2 separate regions of the Mus musculus genome follow, and region 2 is linked to region 1. The links are chromatin loops, found by intact Hi-C in ENCODE. Cell type or tissue: heart. All regions are shown on one strand.

The links. A loop is a pair of places that touch in the nucleus more often than their neighbours do. Peaks named below come from ENCODE experiments on the same cell type or tissue, not always from the same donor. Only the 100,000 strongest peaks of a DNase experiment are listed, where the experiment ranks them.
Region 2: it touches region 1 in a loop (2.8-fold over the local background); 2 of 42 quality-filtered maps call a loop at or near these places.

The regions. Positions count from the first base shown.
Region 1 is chrX:167,030,941-167,033,440 of GRCm38, forward strand. No RefSeq gene overlaps it. Among named protein-coding and RNA genes, the nearest start is that of Gm8817, 38 kb to the right of the region's middle. In heart, a CTCF peak has its summit at 1,021 (motif pointing left); a DNase peak (open chromatin) is centred at 1,921.
Region 2 is chrX:167,087,724-167,090,223 of GRCm38, forward strand. It overlaps Gm15232 (predicted gene 15232), which reads right to left. Exons shown (of 4, transcript NR_168066.1): 4 at 454-2,149. Among named protein-coding and RNA genes, the nearest start is that of Gm15232, 13 kb to the right of the region's middle. In heart, no CTCF peak of the experiment used is centred here; a DNase peak (open chromatin) is centred at 1,318.

The DNA.
Region 1 (2,500 bases):
CAAAAATATTAGGATCAGGAGAAATAAAACTAGTCAGCACGAAATACCATGATAGGTTTTATTTGTTCCTGTTTATTTCTTTTCTGCTTGAACTTCCTGTGCCTGGGTAATCACTTTGTCCTCTGAGCTTTGTGCTCCTTTGGCCAGTGCATAAGACATGTCTTAGGAGACGTGTCAACATACATCCGTGATTTGATCCTTTACAATGCTTGTGACCTTCCTCAGAATGAAAGTGCCCTAATAACGTCTTTTCTTATGCCAGAATGCCAGAATACAAAGATATATCAAGACAAAACCACAGAAGCCTAGCAGAACCACACTCATGTAACTTAAGCCCAAAATGAATGCTGTTGGGCTTGGGATGTAGCTCAATTGGTAGAGTGCTTGCCTAGCATGCATAAGGCCACGAGTTAAATCTTTGGTACCACATGAACCCGGTATTGTGATGAACACATGCAATCTCAGCTCTGCAGGAGGAGGGACAAATTCAAGGCCTACCTAGATGCCACAGTGAGCTATCCTGGGCAACTTAATGAGACCATATTTCAAATAGAATTTAAAAAGAGGGAGCTGGGGAACATAACTCAGCGAATTCTCCCCTTTAAGACTCAGACATGTCCCCAGATGGTGACTATTTGGGAAGCATTAGGAGAGACGGCCTTGATGCCAGAAGTAAGTCATTATGGGTAGGGCTTTAAGTTTCAAAAGACTCATGCCATTTGGTGTCTATTCTGCTTCCTGATGGGGGTTCTAGATATGAGTTCTCAGCTACCACTCCAGCTGCCTGACACCTGCTGCCTTTCCCTCTGCCACCCTGTACTCTAACCCTCTGGAACTCTGTGCATTGGTGTTTTGTCACAGCAGTCAAAAAGTAAATAAGGGGCTGGAGAGGTGGCTCAGCAGTTAAAAGCACTGGCAGTCCTTGCAGAGGAACTGGGTTTGATTCCCAGCCAGCTCACAGGGATGGGCAACTATCGTTCTAGGGAATTCATTGTCCTCTTCTGGCCTCTGTGAGGACTGCATGTACACGGTGAAGACACACATGCAGCTAAAATACCCAAACACATAAAGATAAATGGTAAAACACAATTTTTAAAAGATAAAGAGAAAACTAGTAAGACAGTGTTCTAAGGGTCCTTGGTCTTCATGCATGGTTCCTTAGACCCTTAAAGCAAGTGCTGCCGACGGGCACAGTGGAGGCTCCAGGATTTCTATGGTCCAATTTCAGGATTCACATGGTCTCACTGCTGCCATCTCCTATTGCTCGAAATGCTTGCACACCACTTACACTAAAGAGGAGGGGGTACAGACATACCATTGCTGTAAAGTATGTTAAAGAATTTGTAGCTGTGCTTTTAAAACATGATTATGAAAGGAGCTACCACACGAAATGAGAGAGAAGAAATCCAGGGATGAGAGTCATATATATGTAATTCTTAGAAGAATAATATTCAGCTTTAATTTTATGATGATTAAAATAGAAAACAAAACTGTTCTTTCCCCTAAAGCCATAAACAGCAGGATCTCTTTCTGTTTGATGCCTGAATCTAGTAGCCTAATGTGTAAACCGAAAGTGTTTTTATTTACTCTGGAATGTCTCCTCCTCTTTCCTTTTGATACAATTCTAATCTCTTGTGGGTGAATAATTGCAGTTCACGTCAGAATAGAGAAGCAAATCTTTCCTAAACCAACTCTCATGACTTTGTTTGGAAGCATGTTTTTAGGCATTCACATAAAAACCACAAAAATGTGTGTGTGTGTGTGTGTGTGTGTGTGTGTGTGTGTGTGTGTGTGTGTGTGTGTTGGGTTTCCTTTCATTATCGGCTGCTGAGAAAGTGGGATAGGTGGAGACTGGAATGCAAACACTGGAAAGTCTCCACAGTCAACTGAAAGGTTGGGAACAAGAGGCAGGCAGAAGCTAAGCACATTTGCAGAGGGCAGACTTCCCCAGCAAGCAGGAAGTAGAAAAGTTCACAAGTTCAGTGAAGAGGACATTCAGAACCAACCTCTTGGGGACACATTATCGCCTCCATTGGACACATATTCTTCTTAATGTATAGCAGCTGCCTTCACAGAGCTCTGGGGGAGTTTCTAACCCTAGTGGAAGGCAGAATTCACAGAGATTGTACCTGCTCTGTGTTTTAGAACTGGAAGGAAAATGGTCTTTCCTGAGTGTTCCCAATGGGGGCAAGGAGTTTGCCTCACTGAGGTTCTCTCTTCACATTGATTTCTCAGTAGGGTCAGTGGCCATTGATGTTTTGTCGCTTGTCCTAAGTAAATGTGAAGTCTGTCATTACAGGGGGCCTCACAGAAGGAAGGTGTTAAGCTGCAGACTTAGGATGAAATCCCAGCCAACAGCTGCAACCAACACTGTAATTTTAGACTGAAGTCCAAGTTCAAGAGATTACCCAGAAACAAAGGAGACTGCTATTCTTCTAGGGACAGAGTAGCCAGCAGCTCCCCCCTCCCGCACCCTCCCCCCAGGATGTTAAAGTTCAAC
Region 2 (2,500 bases), 57 kb after region 1:
TCACTGAATTCCAGGCTAGCCCGGACTACATAATGAGATCAAGGTTGGCCTGGGCTACATAATAAGATAGAAAATTAAAAAGGAATAGCAAACACAAAGCAATAACAAATGGTGTATTTGAATTGCTGTTTGTCACCCTCACCAACACTGGTTTTTGTGCTTTGTTTAAATGAGATTTGCTGTTATGGGTGTGGTTTTTATTTGCATTTCCCTAATGACTCATTATGCTGAACAACTTCTCATGTGGGTATTAACTACTTGAAAAGCTACTTTGGAGAGATATCTTTTTAAAGTCTTATTCCCTCTTAATTTCTTTGTTTTTTTTTGTTGTTGTTGTTTGTTTGTTTGTTTGTTTTTTTCTTTTTTTAAGACATGGTTTCCCTATGTAGCCCAGGCTGGCCTGGAACTTGTTATTTTCACTCAGCCTCCCAAGAACTGTATTATTGCTTCATGTATCTTTCTTATTTATTAATTTATTGATGTATTCATTCATTGTCAGGTCTCAGGAATCTCAGGCTGGCTTCAAATTCCATATATAACCAACATCAGCCATGAACTTCTAATCCTCTTCCCTGTTCCCAAGGGCTAATATACAGCACCACATGCAGTTTGATGCTGTCATAGGGATCAAACCCAGGGATTCACACATGCCAAGCAAGCACTCTGCCAACCAGGCTGTTAATCCATTGCAAACCCCTCATCACCTTGCCTGGTGACTTCCATATCTATCTTTTCAGCTTTTTACTTAAAGCCTCAGCTTTCTACCCCCTACAAATTTGGAAGTTTCATGAGGTGCTAAATACCCAGTACCCAACAAGGGATCTGGAAAACGGTAGACAGCCCATCAATGCCATGACTAATTGCATTATCTGCATCCTTACTGTGTAAATGCAGCCTTCAGAAATAACAGGAGAGTCATGCTTCTATATATAGCTCTGTTTCTTCTGAGCTCACTGAATCTCTGTACAATCAGCTTCGACTTCTAATAGCATCTCACTTGGGTGTAACAAGCACTCCATTTGATATTTGGATGTTCAGTTTGTTTTGATGGTGCTAGTATAAGAAATACTAAGTATGAGCCTTTTCTAATCAAATAGTATAAAGTTTGTGTTTTAAGACAAGGAATTCAAATATATATATAAATCTTCTGTACCTTGTATGACTTTTATGTAAAAGTTTTAATCCCCCTCCTGTCCAGCAAAATCTTTGTTCATATGAAAGCTCCCAGCTACATTCCAGGAATTTGGTGGCCTGAAGCAGTGACCCTTTTCCCTTTAGAACAACAGCCCTTTCCCCCTCCCTCCTTCATTTCCTCTGCACAAATTCTTTTCAGACTAGCCAATCAAATAAGACTCCGAGGTCAGACCTCAGCCAAGGAGGAAATGACACAGATACCACCTGTGTTAGAATAAAACCAAGTGTACTTCCTGTCTCTGTGTGTTCATTCCTCTGAGCACAACCTATTGATCAAGAGTGAAATTTGCCTTGTTCCACAACCGTCTCTTTCTTTTTGACTGTGAAATGTGTTTTTAACCCTGAGGTGGGAACTCGGGGCCTCTAGCATGTTAGTTAGGCAGGCATTCTACCATCTAACCACCCCTGCTCTAAAAAGTCTCTTTCTAGTTTCAGTATCAAAAGATTGGGTTGAGATGAACTGGTGAAACTTAGCTCCATAAACTTGGATGTGTTTGTTGTCCCTGTGATCCTTTTACCCATCCCTATGCTGCTTAATTCTCTGATATGCCACAATACATCAGAGTTGAAGGAAAGGGGAGAGGGGAGTGACTGTGTTCTAAAAACATGTTCTTTCAGAGTAATGTGAGAGAGGGTGGAGACTGAATGATCTTTGCTTGGCTTGAGCTTGACAAGTCTATCCCACAGCACTTTACAAATTAGTCCTGAAGCTTAATCAAATAAAAACAACTGTGCACAATATTGCCCTTTCAAAAAAGAGTTCGTCTGAACTATTTACACAGTGATCAAAAAAAGTTATAAAAGAATGCTTTGGGTTTTCATGTTGAAAATCAGACCTCACGCCCATTGGGTCTTCTTCTTCTTCTTCTTCTTCTTCTTCTTCTTCTTCTTCTTCTTCTTCTTCTTCTTCTTCTTCTTCTTGCTTGACTGCATGAGCACTTCAAGATCTATGAGACTGGATCAGCAAGATGTGTAAGCAAACCTCATGATTTGAGTTCAATCCCCAGGACCCATACAGTAGAAAGAGCGAACCAACTCAAGTTGTCCTCTGTTCTCTATAAGCACACTGCTGGGGTTCAACAACAGCACACACAATTAATTAATTAATGCCAGTTTTTTTTAAAGCCCCAATTAGGTCATCTCAAAGGAAAATCAACTTCGTAAAAATCAAGAATTCAGTGAACAAAGTGGGAAATAAGTACTGACTAAGAGAATCTATGTCCACTAATATCCACTACTATTTGATTAACATATATTTTATTATAATCATGATGATGATAATTTTTCATGTTTGCTTTAGGTTCAT